Regions from separate parts of the Homo sapiens genome. Here region 1 is linked to region 2. A link is a contact called in ENCODE Hi-C or POLR2A ChIA-PET data. All regions are on one chromosome and are shown on one strand. The core of a region is the stretch at or near the end of the contact, and the rest is flanking DNA. Distances in the headings are between cores, read along the strand shown.

Region 1 (7,243 bases), core at 1,678-4,177, 52 kb before region 2:
AACTGAGTAGCCCAGACATCATTATAATTCCCTCAAAGGACAAAAAAATCAATTTTCTTCTATTTCCCCACAGCAGTTACAAAATGAAGATATCTGGTTTTTTTAAGATGAGAAGCATAATCTTCAGGGTAAGGCTACATAGTTTTTTTCCTTCGCCCTCACTCCCAGTGCTGTCTCTATTTCTGTGTCATCTGAGAAGTGATGTGGGGCACGGAGGGTCCCAGCTCAGGGTATGGGACTTGCTTCCTGGTCTTGCCCCTGCTCATCTGTGAGGCATCAGTCAGACCACTCACTCTCTCGGTACAGTCAATACATGAACATTCCTTTGTGTCCAGGCCAGAGTTTGTTCTTGGTTTCCTATCCACCCCTTTTTTCATTACTTCTTCTTCTTTTTTTTTTTTTTTTTTTTTTCTTTTTTGAGACGGAGTCTCGCTCTGTCGTCCAGGTTGGAGTGCAGCGGCGCGATCTCGGCTCACTGCAGCAAGCTCCGCCTCCCGGGTTCACGCCATTCTCCTGCCTTAGCCTCCCAAGTAGCTGGGATGGAGTCTTGCTCTGTCGCCAGGCTGGAGTGCAGTGTCGCGATCTCGGCTCACTGCAACCTCCACCTCCCGAGTTCAAGCCATTCTCTTGCCTCAGCCTCCCGAGTACTTGGGACTACAGATGCGCGCCACCATGCCCGGCTAATTTTTTGTGTTTTTAGTAGAGACGGGGTTTCACCATGTTGGCCAGGATGGTCTCGATCTCTTGAATTCATGATCCACCTGCCTCGGCCTCCCAAATTGCTAGGATTACAGGCGTGAGCCACCATACCCGGCCCTCGTCATTTCTTTGAGGGCACCCTCTCCCAGCACTCTGCTGCCTCCAGTTGTACTGAACAATGGTGCCTTCTCTCAGTCCTAGACAGAGCTCCATTCTCAGGGCCTTTCCTTACCTCATCCCACATCAAATCAGATCCACTATTCCCCATACTTTCCCACCCTGGTGTGGACCAGATGAAGGGCCCTAATGTGTCAACCTGATAAAATTGATTAAAACTTCACATTCTTAGTGGTGGAAGTGATTTCACATGCATTATCTCATTGGAGACTCACAACTACCCTGAGGAGCTAGAAGGATCTGTACTATCCCTGCCCCCCAATTTTTTTCTTATGTGGAAACTGAAGCTCAGAGAGAAAGGAGTAAGACAGTACATCTGTCATTTATTTGGGGTAGTATTAGTATCAGGCATTGTGCCAGCTCCCCTATTGGGCATTATTTCACTTAATCCTCAGTCCAACCCTATGAGGTTGGTAATTGTATCCATTTTGCAAATGAGGAGGCTGAGGCTCAGAGAAGTTAAAGGACTTATTAAAAGTCACAGGCCACAGTGTGGCAGAACAGAGCCAACATTCAGACACATGTGTACAAGTCCAGAGCGGGTTTTCACTGCTGGAACTAGGACTCAAGCTCAAATCAATCAACTCCTAATTTTATGGTTCTTCCAGTGGCCACCCTCTCTATTCAGAAAATGCACCCTACCACCTATCCCCAAATCTCAAAACATGGGCCCGGTTGAAATGCACACAGCTCTGGGAGTCTCCTAGAGGCAGAACAAGGGCTGGCGATGTCTGAGGGCAGCTAAGGAGATATTTGGAAATCTACTGGAAACTGCATCTTCCTGCGCTGTGCTAGATGTCCAGGTATCTGAGAATACAGTGAAGGAAAATTAACCGAATGTTCAAATCTCTACAGAATGCCTAGCTTGAGTCCCTGAATACTTTTTTATGCAGGACGAGGGTGGTAGGGGCCACTCAGAAAGAAATCTGAACACGCAGAACCCTCGGGCTTAGAGCTGTTAGGGGTCATAGGCAGCCAGCTCACTTCCAGCGGACAGTGCCCACTCCCCTTTCTTCTCAGAGCCCAGCCAAGAAGGATGGCTCAGCGGCCCGACTGGAGCACCTCTGCCCTCCTCGGCTCCTGGGCGTGTCTCCGGGGATTCCTGTTCGGTGATGCCCTGACCCACGGAACTTGCCTCTTCCCTCTTGTTCAGTCGGTTTACCAACCTGGGGGCGTCTGCGGATCAAGGTGTTTGAGAGGCTGGGCTGAGGTAGAGAAGAGGGTGGGGCAGGAGCACCTAAGTCGCTCAGGGATTTGGTGACTCACACGAGGGGAGGGGGGCCCTCTTTCTCCCCAGCACTGGGGGCGCCCAAGGCTGTTCCCATGCTTAGCAGAAGATGCCCCTCTCATCCCCCAAGGGGCCTGCTCGGAGTGTGCCACCTGCAGCATGGCCACCACGAGGCCGGTTATGTATTTATTTCCTGGCAGAGCTGAACCCCAAACGCTTTTCCTTCTGTGCCGTGCGTGAAAGAAACAGAAACCGCTGCACAGCATGTCTATGTTTATACCCTGGGCCCTGACCCTCCCACAGAGGCCAGCTCGTAGACTTTTCTTTCGCAGCCTGGGGATGGGTTTGTACTTCACCCTCGAGCGCCTCCCCCTGGGAACCCGCAGAGGGCTGGGTGGCTGTGCAGTCCTGTGTGCTAAGTGCTTTTCTTCGCTTCTCGATGCTTGGGCCGTCTTGTAAGCAAAGCTAGGTGAATCGAATCCACCCCTACGCGATTGTCGTTTGCATTAAGTAAGATAATGCACGTGGAAATATTTTGTGAGCTATGCAGTATCACCTAAATTATTTTTTATTATTATTTTAAAAATAGAATGCATCAGCAAGTTCTTAATGAGCTTGCTTTTTTGTTTTAATATTTGGAAATTGGAACAGCTACTTATAGGAGACTTGTAGATCCCAGAATGTGCCGTTTGCCTGAGTGGTTTCTTTTGGCCTTGCTGTGTCAGGACTTGTGAGGCTTGTGAGGTGATGTCAGCAAATCAGCACAGACTCACACCTGAGGAGCCCGGGAGTGGTCTAGGGCCTGTGGAGCATGGCAGAGTGGCCTCTTCTCAGCCTCCTCTCCACTGGAGGGCACTTGAGTTATTATTTATTTCCCCCAGGCCTCAGCCTCTTAGCTCCTGCCAACTTCCTTTCAGAGGCATTCCTGCCATATGTCCCAAGATTTTCCTCTGTTTACCTCCTTTAAAGTTGTCATGGTCTTGAATTTTAGACCACCGTAATCTCCGTTTGACAATGAATGGTCATAAATTCAAAGAAATTGCAGGACTCTTATTCTGAAATTCATATAAATGATTTCTTTATAAGTACACATAAAACTCTTTTCTCTTAAAATATACAGAAAAAGAAAAATGTACAGCTGCTCAGGGTAACAAAGTATTGCCTTCTAGAAATTCTCAGGCTTCTTGTCTTTAAGGATAAACAGGAAGCATTTCTAATTAGTGTCTTGGTTGTTTGCATATTGAGCTTCCAAAATGCTTTAGAAGGTTCATCTTTTCAATCCGCCCTTCGCAGTCCTTTATTTTTCATTTGCTAAGCAGAGGTAAACTTAAAACCATCTCTATGTGACTTATCATAAATCCCAATCAGTGAGACCTCAAATAATGAACTTGGCTCTCATTTATACACGTGACAAAAGGTATACCTATATAAATATCTAATAAAAACTACCTAACAGCTAAATACAACAAAGAGAAGCAATTTTCCTCTCTTTTTCACCCAATGGCTCTAATTAATCATGCAGTACAGAAAAATAAGAAACCTTTTATGTAGCTTTTAGTGGTTTTGTTCATTCTAGTTTCCACCTGTGAGTAGCATTCATTTATAAACCTGTCTTGCTGAGCACAGTGCTTTCAAAAATGACTTGCTTGTGACTCAGAAACAAAAAAAAAAAACAACAATCTTTGTAACTTTTAATCTCATGCAATTTCTTCAGTTTCTTTTGTTGGTGAATACACGTACAATTTGGTTTTGAAATACCATGTATCAAAGCACAAACAAATCATCCCTTGGAGTCGTGAAGAAGCTCATCAATGTATCACAGTCTTCCAGTCAAGCCCATAATTCAGTCTCCTACAGCTCTGATTCTTGACCTCTAAGAAAACCCACCCTCTTACTCTTCCTGAACAATTGCTCACTAGAGCACTAAGTGAAGGGAAAGATTGCTCCTTAAAGTGAAAAAACAATGTTTTCCAAAGTTGTGTTGAATATGCATAGTCATCATATCACAGGAAGTTTTTCTTTTAAACCTTATGTGCATTTTCTTTAATTTGTATGGTTTTCTCAAGTTCAACATTCAGTTTTCGTTTTAATCAGTTATATTCTAAAAACAATTAAATTTTTTTCTCCTTAGAAATTCACTTTAAATTAAAAAGAACTTTTGTTTTTCTCTTTTTAAGGCACAAATAGTGCTGGGAGGGGGTGAGGGTAAACTTCTTTATCTGTCACTGTCATTTTTTTTTAAAGGTCCTATTGCTTTTACACTTCTAACCCTAAAAAAGCCTCGTCACGCACCCAGCATTCCCCTAGCTCTGGGCTTCCAGAGCACTGTTATTCAACAGAGAGTTTCTATAGAAATCCAAAGTACTATCTCCAAATAGCAGAAACCGTAACACCACAGACACTTATTAGAATTTGTGTGGAAGAATCCTAAAGCTAAATAAATAGAAGCTTCTAAATTACCTTTTTCCCCCCTTGACTATATCTTAGATCAAATTTTTAGAACTCCCACCACCCACATGTACACCAGGACCTGTGGGTGGGAGCAGGCGTGAGACAGAGAGGGCTTCCTGTTACCATTAAATGAATAAAGAGACCGCTACATATCAAACTCTGTCCTCTCTTTTTTTCTTGACTCTTCTTCCCTCCATTTAGTGTGAATATTTGAAGTTAAACTGGGCATGGCCCCACATGTCTGATTACTCACCCATCGACATCCAACCTGAAGTCACAAATTTGGCTTCAGAGAATGTTGTGGAGCTGAAAGGATGGCAACTTCAATTTTCAATAAATAACTAGAAACAGAGAAAATAGCTTTCCAAGTCATCAAAGAAAACCCATGGTGAGAAGGATATTAATGGATTAAAACAGGCATAAAGAGGAAACTGAAGGCAAAGCATTGGCAAAATCTAGAAATGATTATCAGCTTCAGCTAAGTCCGATACTCACCAGCTCCAAGGACAGAGTAGGGAAGCATCAGTTACAAGTTAGGAGAAACAGCACTGCAGTATTGTCGGGGAGCAAGGTGAGGGCTTTCCTTCCTCTTTGAGGGTCAGTTGTCAGTCTGGGGCCACACTGCTTCCAGAAGGGCACAGAACTGGAAACCTTTAACAATGGTTAAAAAATCTGACTGCTCTTGTTCTGTCGCCTGCCACTGCTGCCTGAGCCCGAGTGGTTCACTGCACCCTGAAGACAGATTCCAGACGCTGGGAACTCGCGCCTCCAATCCCAGACACTATGTCCAGCAAAGGCTCCATGAGAGTTCTGGCCTATGGTGGCGGCCTGGACACCTCCTGCATCCTCGTGTGGGTGAAGGAACAAGGCTATGATGTCATTGCCTACCTGGCCAACACTGGCCAGAAGGAAGACTTCGAGGAAGCCAGGAAGAAGGCACTGAAACTTGGGGCCAAAAAGGTGTTCATTGAGGATGTCATCAGGGAGTTTGTGGAAGAGTTCATCTGGCCGGCCATCCAGTCCAGCACACTGTATGAGGACCGCTACCTCCTGGGCACCTTTCTCGCCAGGCCCTGCATTGCCAGCAAACAAGTGGAAATCGCCCAGCAGGAGGGGGTGTCCCGCGGCGCCACCGGTAAGGGGAATATCAGGTCCGGTTTGAGCTCACCTGGTACTCGCTGGTCCCCCAGATAAAGGGCACTGCTCCCTGGAGGATGCCCGAGTTCTACAACCGGTTCAAGGGCCGTAATGACCTGATGGAATACGCAAAGCAGCACGGGATTCCTATCCCGGTCACTCCCAAGAACCCGTGGAACATGGACGAGAACCTCATGCACATCAGCTACGAGGCTGGAATCCTGGAGAACCCCAAGAACCAAGTGCCTCCAGGTCTCTACACGAAGACCTAGGAACCGGTCAAAGCCCCCAACACCCCTGACATCCTCGAGATCGAGTTAAAAAAGGGGTCCCCGTGAAGGTGACCAACGTCAACGATGGCTCCACCCACCCGACCTCCTTGGAGTTCTTCATGTACCTGAACGAAGTCGCGGACAAACACGGTGTGGGCTGTACTGACATCGTGGAGAACCGCTTCACTGGAATGAAGTCCCGAGGTATCTATGAGACCCCAGCAGGCACCATCCTTTACCACACTCATTTAGACATCAAGGCCTTCACCATGGACTGGGAGGTGTGCAAAATCAAACAAGGCCTGGGCTTGAAATTTGCTGAGCTGGTGTACACCGCTTTCTGGCATAGCCCTGAGTGTGAATTTGTCCGCCACTGCATCGCCAAGTCCTAGGGGCAAGTGGGAGGGAAAGCGCAGGTGTCCGTCCTCAAGGGCCGGGTGTACATCCTTGGCTGGGAGTCCCCACTCTCTCCCTACAACGAGGAGCCGGTGAGCATGAACGTGTAGGGTGATTATGAGCCAATTGATGCCACCGGGTTCATCAACATCAATTCCCTCAGGCTGAAGGAATAGGAATATCATCGTCTGCAGAGCAAGGTCACTGCCAAATAGACCCCTGTACAATGAGGAGCTGGAGCCTCCTCAATTTGCAGATCCCCCAAGTACAGGCGCTAATTGTTGTGATAATTTGTAATTGTGACTTGTTCTTCCCGGCTGGCAGCGTAGTGGGGCTACCAGGCCCCAGCTTTGTTCCCTGGTCCCCTGAAGCCTGCAAACGTCGTCATTAAAGGGAAGGGTGGGGGGCAGCTGTGGTGGGTAGCTATTAAATGACAATTAAAAGATACACTAGTAAAAAAAAAAATTGACTGCTCTGAAAACGAGTCTACTGGGCAGTGACATTCACATTTCTGAAATTAATGCATACTCTATTTGCATTTTCTCTTTTTCCTGTCTTCACCTGTCTTTGACAATTAGTAAATAAATCCCTAAACCTTATAAATATTATTTTGGGCTAGCCATGGTTGCACCATCATGTTTGTAATCCCAAAACTTTGGGAGATGGTGGGGAGAGGACTGCTTGAGCCCATGAGTTCAAGACCAGCCTGGACAACATAGTGGGACTCTATCTCTACAAAACAATCAAAAAATTAGCTGGGGTGGTGGCACACACCTGTAGTCTAGCTACTCAGGAGGCTGAGGTGGGAGGATAGTTTGAGCCCAGGAGTTTGAGGCTGCAGTGAGCCATGAACACAACCCACTCCAGCCTGGGTGACAGAACA
Region 2 (7,328 bases), core at 2,647-5,146:
AAGGATCAAACTTAACCCTAAATAATAACCCTCTGAAGATGGAATTTCAGAGATTGTACCATCTGGTATGAGAAGATACATGGAGGTTAGGGAGAGAAGGGGACATCTTTTCTTGGCCATTTGGTTGAGCCAACTGGCTTTTACATGCAAAGACCTTTGGTATAAATAAGACCCTGATCCTAAAGTAGTTACTTAAAGTGATATATATTTATATACTCATGCGAGCAGTATGGCGGCACAGAGAGGAGTGAATAAACATGCTTGTTTCAGTGAATTCTATAATTTTAAAACTTGAAAGCACTCTCACATTGGAAACGGGGACATTCAGGCTCAGTGAAGTGAAGGGATATGCCTAAAACCGTGCCAGTGGCGACCTTCAGCTTAACAAAAATATTTCTGCAACTCCAATAAGCTGGCCTGAAAAACAAAGCCCGTAGAATGAAAAAGACTCACTCACACTAGATTCATATTTGAGCAATACAGTAGTTTTTAAAGCAGTTCTCACTTTAAAAGGTTTTCTTACTTATTCTTACTTATTCTAATGAGAGATCGAAATCCCACTCTGGCAGTTGCAGGAAAGCTTCAATTCACACAGCTTAACAGACTGAATGCTGCTTTTCCTTCCTTGGCTCATTTCAATATAAACACCTGGCCCTGACTGCCCTTGTGTTATCCCTATATCCGTGGAGTTTTGACTGACATTCAGGCTGGCCACCCAAAATCCTTTGCTGATATCACAGCTTTAGATGAATACATGGAGGTAGGGAGGGAAGCTTCCTCTGCCCTTCAATAAACATTACAACTTTTTTGGAAATTCTGATGACTATAATTCTCAAAACTTTTACATCCTGAATAATTAGGATTTCAAGAGCCAGATGTTTACAGAAACCAACAAAACATCAGGGCAGCCTTTCAACAGGACCATAGCTACCCTCCCATCACTGATGGGCCAGTGACGGGACCTGGCTCTTTTCCTTCCATCGAGATTATTAGCAAAACTAGAAAATGTTTATTACATGATTCTCCTGAGTTTTCTTATATTTGAACAATAAAATATGGAACTACTATGCTTTATTTCAATATTGGAGATAAATATTTGGTCTCCGTTTCCTGTTATGTATCTGATAGAATAGGCTCTTAGATGAAGTTGAAAGTGGCTTGTGTTCTGAATTTCTCTGTTTTAAATTAAACATGTACCTTTATTATGATTTAAAAGGCATACCAAAAAAAGGGAAGGGGGGACACATAGTCCTGTCGACCTTTTAGGACATTCAGAGAAGTTTCAAGCAAAAAAAAAATTGAAAACATTGGTAACCCTACCATGATTTTTGGTATTTTTTTCTATATGTATGGCTTATTTGCCACAAAATTGGTGTCATTCTATATATATGCAGTGAGTTTTTTCTCGTTTCTTTTTGTTGTTGTTGTTATTTAGTTTTTATTTCATAATCATAAACTTAACTCTGCAATCCAGCTAGGCATGGGAGGGAACAAGGAAAACATGGAACCCAAAGGGAACTGCAGCAAGAGCACAAAGATACTGGGATACTGCAAGCAAATGGGGTGGAGGGGTGCTCTCCTGAGCTACAGAAGGAATGATCTGGTGGTTAAGATAAAACACAAGTCAAACTTATTCGAGTTGTCCACAGTCAGCAATGGTGATCTTCTTGCTGGTCTTGCCATTCCTGGACCCAAAGCGCTCCATGGCCTCCACAATATTCATGCCTTCTTTCACTTTGCCAAAGACCACATGCTTGCCATCCAACCACTCAGTCTTGGCAGTGCAGATGAAAAACTGGGAACCATTTGTGTTGGGTCCAGCATTTGCCATGGACAAGATTTCAGGACCTGTATGCTTTAGGATGAAGTTCTCATCTTCAAATTTCTCCCAGTGGTGACTTGCCACCAGTGCCATTATGGCGTGTGAAGTCACCACCCTGACACATAAACCCTGGAATAATTCTGTGAAAGCAGGAACCCTTATAACCAAATCCTTTCTCTCCAGTGCTCAGAGCACGAAAATTTTCTGCTGTCTTTGGGACCTTGTCTGCAAACAGCTCCAATCTGTTAACATAGCTTTATGGATTAGATGAGCAGTCACTTCTTGGTTTCCAGGCCCCTTACCTCAAAGGAGATGCGGCCCAAGGGCTCACCGTCGACGGCAATGTCGAAGAACATGGTGGGGTTGACCATGGCTAATAGCACACGGTTTTCCTCGGCGGCGGCGTCTGCAAAGCCTTTTCTCGTTTCTTAATATCATATTTTCTAGAATAATTTAGTCATTTTTAAAAACACAATTTAAGTGGTTGCACAATATTTCAAGGCATATATACGTTCTAATATATGTAACTATTTCCTTATTGTCATACATTTGGCTGTCGGCAATTTTTGTCATTATAAATAATGCCATAGTGAGTATGTTTGCACATATTCTTTTTCCTTGTTATTTTCTAGATATAAAATTATTCCACCAAAAGGATGAATTTTAAAAATTATCTTAACATGTTACTAATATGACATCCAAAAAGGCTGAACCAGTTAACCTTTCCGCTAGCATTTCTTTAGGTGTTAATAAATTTGACACTTTTCTCTTTTCAAAAATTTTTAACTCTGGCAAAATACACATAAAATTTAGCATGTTGATCATCATTAAGTGTATATAGTTCAATAGTGCTAAAGTATATTCACGTTGTTATACAACCAACCAATCTCTAGAAGTTTGTTTTTTCCCAGCTTTACTGAGGTATGATTGATAAATAAAAATTATATATATTTATATATTTAGGGTGTACAAAGTGATGTTTCAATATACGGACACATTGTGAAATGATTAGTACAATCAAGTTAATTTACATATCTATCACCTCACATAGTTACTTTTTTTGTATGCTGAGAACAATTGAGATTTACTCTCTTATCAAATTTCAAGTATACTATGCATTATTATTACCATTATTTTATAGATGGAGTCTCACTATATTGCCCAGGCTGGGCTTAAACTCCTGGGTTGAAGCAATCCTCCTGCCTCAGACTCCCGAGTAGCTGGGACTACAGGTGTGCACCACTGGGCCTGGCTAACAATACATTATTATTAACTGTAGTCACAATGCTGAACATTAGGTCTGATAACTGAATATTTGTACCCTTTAATCAATGTCTCCCCTTTTCACCATCCCATGCTTTTCTGAATTTTCTGTTCATCTGTACTTCTCTTGCATATTGTGTCGTTTGCCTAGTTTTTTACCGTGCTGTACATCTTTTTCTTATTTCTTTATATTTGTTTATTTGATTTGGAAGAGTTCCTTATTAAAGTATATTTCCCATTCTCTGTTATACATGCTGTAAATATCTCTACATTCTTTGTGTTTAAACTTCTACAATTAAAAGTTAGTAGTTTGGTGAAATTTACAAATGAAGATAAGTAGAGATTCATTATTTATTTTAGCTGTATTGAGATTTAATTCACATACCGTACAGTTCACCAATTTAAAGTGTATAATTCAATGGCTTTTAGTATATTCACAGAGCTGTACTACTATCACCATGATCAATTTTAGAATATTTTTATTACCATTAAAAGAAACCCCATACCCATTAGCAGTCACTTCCCACTTCTCCTTTCACCCCAGCTCCTGGCAACCACCAGTCTACTTTCTGTCTCTGAAGATTAGCTTATTCTTTACATTTTATTTCCATAAACTCATACAATATGTAGTTTTTTGTGACTGGCTTCTTTCACTTAGCATAATATTTTAATGGTTCATCTATGCTGTAGCGTGTATCAATACCTCTTACTTTTTGTTGCCAAGTAATCTTGCACTGTATGACTATACCACACTTTATCTATTCATCAGTTGATGAACAGTTGTTTCCATTTTTGGCTATGATGAATAATGCTGCCACAAACATTTGCATACATGTTTTTGTGTGGACAAATATCTTCATTTCTCTTGGGTATATAACTGGGAATGGAATTGCTGAGTGCTATGGTACCTTTTGAGGAACTGCGAAGCTCCTTTCCAAAGCTACTGCACCATTTTACATTCCCACCAGCAATGTATAGGGGCTCCAGTTTCTCCACATCTTCCTCAACGCTTGTGATTATCAGTGTGTTGTAGCCATCCTGCTGGGTGTGAAATACTCTCTTGTGGTTTTGATTTCCATTTTCCCTGATGACTAATGATGTTGAACATATTTTATAATTTCAATTGGGTTTTTTTGTTTGTTTGTTTTTTGGTTTTGAGACAGGATGCTGCTCTGTCACCCAGGGCTGGAGTGCAGAGGCACGATCACGGCTCACTGCAGCCTGGAACTCCTGGGCTCAAGTGATCCTCAATAACTAGGACCACAGGTGCTCACCACCGCATCCAGCTAATCTTATTTTTTTCCTTGCAGAGAGGAGGTCTCACTATGTTACCCAGGCTGGTCTCTAACTCCTGGGCTCAAACAGTCCTCCCACCTCTGCCTCCCAAAGTGCTGGGATTACAGGCATGAGCCACCACCCAACACAACTTATTAGACTCAACGAGCACATGTGCAGGATTGTTACATGAGTATATTGTGTAATGCTGAGTTTTGGGGTACAATTGACCCAGGTCACCCAGGTAGTGAACATAGTACCCAGTAGTTACTTTTTCAACCCTTATCCCTCTCCTTCTCTCCGTCCTCTAGTCATCCCAAGTGTCTATCATTCCCATCTTTATGTCCATGTGTCCCCAAGATTTAGCTCCCACTTATAAGTAAGAATATGTGGTATTTGGTTTTCTGTTCCTACATTAATTCACTTAGGATAATGACCTCCAGCTGCATCCATGTTGCTGCTAAGGACATGATTTAATTCTTTTTTTGTGGCTGCATTGTATTCCATGGTGTATATATACCATATTTTCTTTATTCAGTCCACCATTGATGGGCACCTAGATTGATTCCATGTCTTTGCTATTGTGAATGGTGCTGTGATGAACATGTGAGTGCATATGTCTTTTTGGTAGAAGGATGACTTTTTTTTTTTTTTTTGAGATGCAGTCTCACTCTGTCACTAGGCTAGAGTGCAGTGGTGTGATCTCAGCTCCCTGCAATCTCTGCCTTCCAGGTTCAAGCTATTCTCCTGCCTCAGCCTCCCAAGTAGCAGACGCACGCCACCACACCCATCTAATTTTTTTTTGTATTTTTAGTAGAAACGGGGGTTTCACCATGTTGGCCAGGATGGTCTTGATCTCCTGACCTTGTGATCCACCCGCCTCAGCCTCCCAAAGTGCTGGGATTACAGGCATAAGCCACCAAGCCCAGCCTAGAAGGATGATGTTCTTTTGGATATATACCCAGTAATGAGATTGCTGGGTCGAATGTTGTTCTACATTCTTTGAGAATCTTCAGACTGCTTTCTATAGTGGCAAAACTAATTTACATTCCCACCAACAGTGTATAAGCATTCCCTATTCTCTGCAGCTAATTGACTATTTAAATATGTTTTTTGGAGAAATGTTTATTCAGATCAAATGAATATATGTTAATAGATGCTTTCTTTTTCCCTCTCTTCTTTCCTTCCTTCCTCTCCTTTCATTACTTTATTTTCAAATTTGTGCCATAGATAATTAAAAGAGCTGGGATGCACGTATGTCCCTCAGCAGTGGAGCAAGCCCATCTCCAGCATGGCTACAGATCCAAGATTCACATTAACAGACGTTTTCTATAAAGAAATTCTATCCCTGTCTCCACCCATAAAATAAAGTCATTACTCAGCATTTCATAATTTATTAGTAAAACAGATTTTTCAAGGGTGAAAAAGCTTCTAAAATTTGTCCAGACTTAACCACCTGTGAGTTCCTTCCATAACATATGCTGCCAAATTATACACACATCCAGTGACAGGGAATTTATTACCTCCCAAGGCAGTCATTGTAATGCTGGACAAATAACTTTATTCCTGGAGAGTTATTTGTTATATAGAGCTTAAATCTACCTCTCTGAAGCTTCCACCTCCTAGTTTCACTCCATGAGGCATTATAATATCCCTTTGAGACATCATAAAACCCCTGAAGCCTACCCACATATCTGAAAACCTCTGTTGTATTACCCTCCTCTGAGACCTCTCTTCTTCAGGGTAAATGTCATAATGCCTGCAACTGTTCTTCTAACGTAATGGTTTCTGTCCGGGCCTTCACCAGCCTCCTCTGAATGGTCCAATCTCTCAGTTCCCTGTAGTGTGAGTCCTGAGATGAGGGATGTGAACTGACCAGGAGCAGGAAAAATGGAAATGTTCTAAGTTATGCAGGTTAAGATTGCATTTAGCCCTGTTTTGTTGTTGTTGCTGACTACATATGGTTGACTTTTACATTGAGTTTCACTGTTACCTAAACTGCCTACATTTTTTTCTCCATAGACTGCTAACAAATTCCATATCTATATTTCTGCATATCTTTGTAAGATTCAAATATAAATTTTTTTCTTTACCCTGTTACATGCCATCTTGCTGAATTTGGTTCGATCAAGTAAAGGCAATTAAAGGATAGAAACGTTTTGGTTCTATCAAGTAAAGATAATTGTGTAGCTGTCCTACCACTACACAGTGGCAACATAAACTCCATGGAAATCTCACTTTTTTGCCCCTTATTGATGATAATAATAATAATATGTCGAAAGCTCTATATTCATTATTCCATTTTGATTTGCACAAATACTCTATGAAGTAGGTACAATTACTCTCCTCATTTTATAGTTGAAGAATTTGACACTTGGCAAGACTCATTAAACTTGCTCAAAGTCATAACTATATTTGCTGATTTTCAAAGCCAAGTTATCAAGTAATGGACCTCATTTCCTCCTGGGATTTGGAGTTCAGTGCTCAAGGCTCAACAAGTCACTGCCTGCCGGCGTTGGGATCTGCCTTCATGGTTCCATCTAGCTCCAAAGTTTTCAAGACACAGAGCCCTAAATGTTCATAGCTGCTTCAGGAAATGAGGGGAACCCTCCTCAATGTCATCAAATCATTTAGTCAGAACAGATCTTTCATCTGTTTTGTATCCTGGGCTTTCTATTAACCACGCATAGGAAGAAAGAAAAATATTGGTGCCAAAAATAAATTTGCAAAGCACCCATCCTGAACTATCAGTCAACATTTTGAAAGGACCAGTGATAGAAAAGAGCCATAACAGGCTGCGAGAGCACTCCTGCCAGGTTGGCATTCAGCTAGTTAATCACAACCTGCTCAAATCATTCCTGTATCCCTATATCCAGCACATGTGTCTCCATGTCTATGGGATATCCTAAAAGTGCTTGTCAATGACTTGCTAAATCCAGAGACAACATGTCACCCTGATCTCCCTGAT

What was found. A loop is a pair of places that touch in the nucleus more often than their neighbours do. ChIA-PET counts read pairs that join two places held with the same protein, here RNA polymerase II (POLR2A). Pooled maps may share reads with other maps.
Region 1: a pooled map shows a loop between it and region 2 (5-fold over the local background). The contact joins two enhancer-like sites. A Hi-C loop is called at or near these places in 3 of 168 maps with a recorded cell type or tissue (G401, PC-9 and astrocyte of the cerebellum) and 7 of 50 pooled maps. POLR2A ChIA-PET finds 5 or more read pairs at or near these places in 15 of 52 experiments (CD4-positive, alpha-beta T cell, CD8-positive, alpha-beta memory T cell, H1 and 11 more).

The regions. Positions count from the first base shown.
Region 1 is chr6:25,022,580-25,029,822 of GRCh38, reverse strand. All of the region lies in intron 1 of LOC102724765 (a long non-coding RNA gene), which reads left to right. It also overlaps a transcript of RIPOR2 not described here and the pseudogene ASS1P1. Among named protein-coding and RNA genes, the nearest start is that of RIPOR2, 90 kb to the right of the region's middle. RefSeq lists an enhancer at 2,132-2,371. Within about 2 kb of position 2,927, at least 9 of the 41 ENCODE cell types and tissues checked have a DNase peak (open chromatin) inside an H3K27ac peak, as active enhancers do; they include CD4-positive, alpha-beta T cell, where a contact is called at or near this core.
Region 2 is chr6:24,971,284-24,978,611 of GRCh38, reverse strand. It overlaps a transcript of RIPOR2 not described here and the pseudogene PPIAP29. Among named protein-coding and RNA genes, the nearest start is that of RIPOR2, 39 kb to the right of the region's middle. Within about 2 kb of position 3,896, at least 4 of the 41 ENCODE cell types and tissues checked have a DNase peak (open chromatin) inside an H3K27ac peak, as active enhancers do; they include CD4-positive, alpha-beta T cell, where a contact is called at or near this core.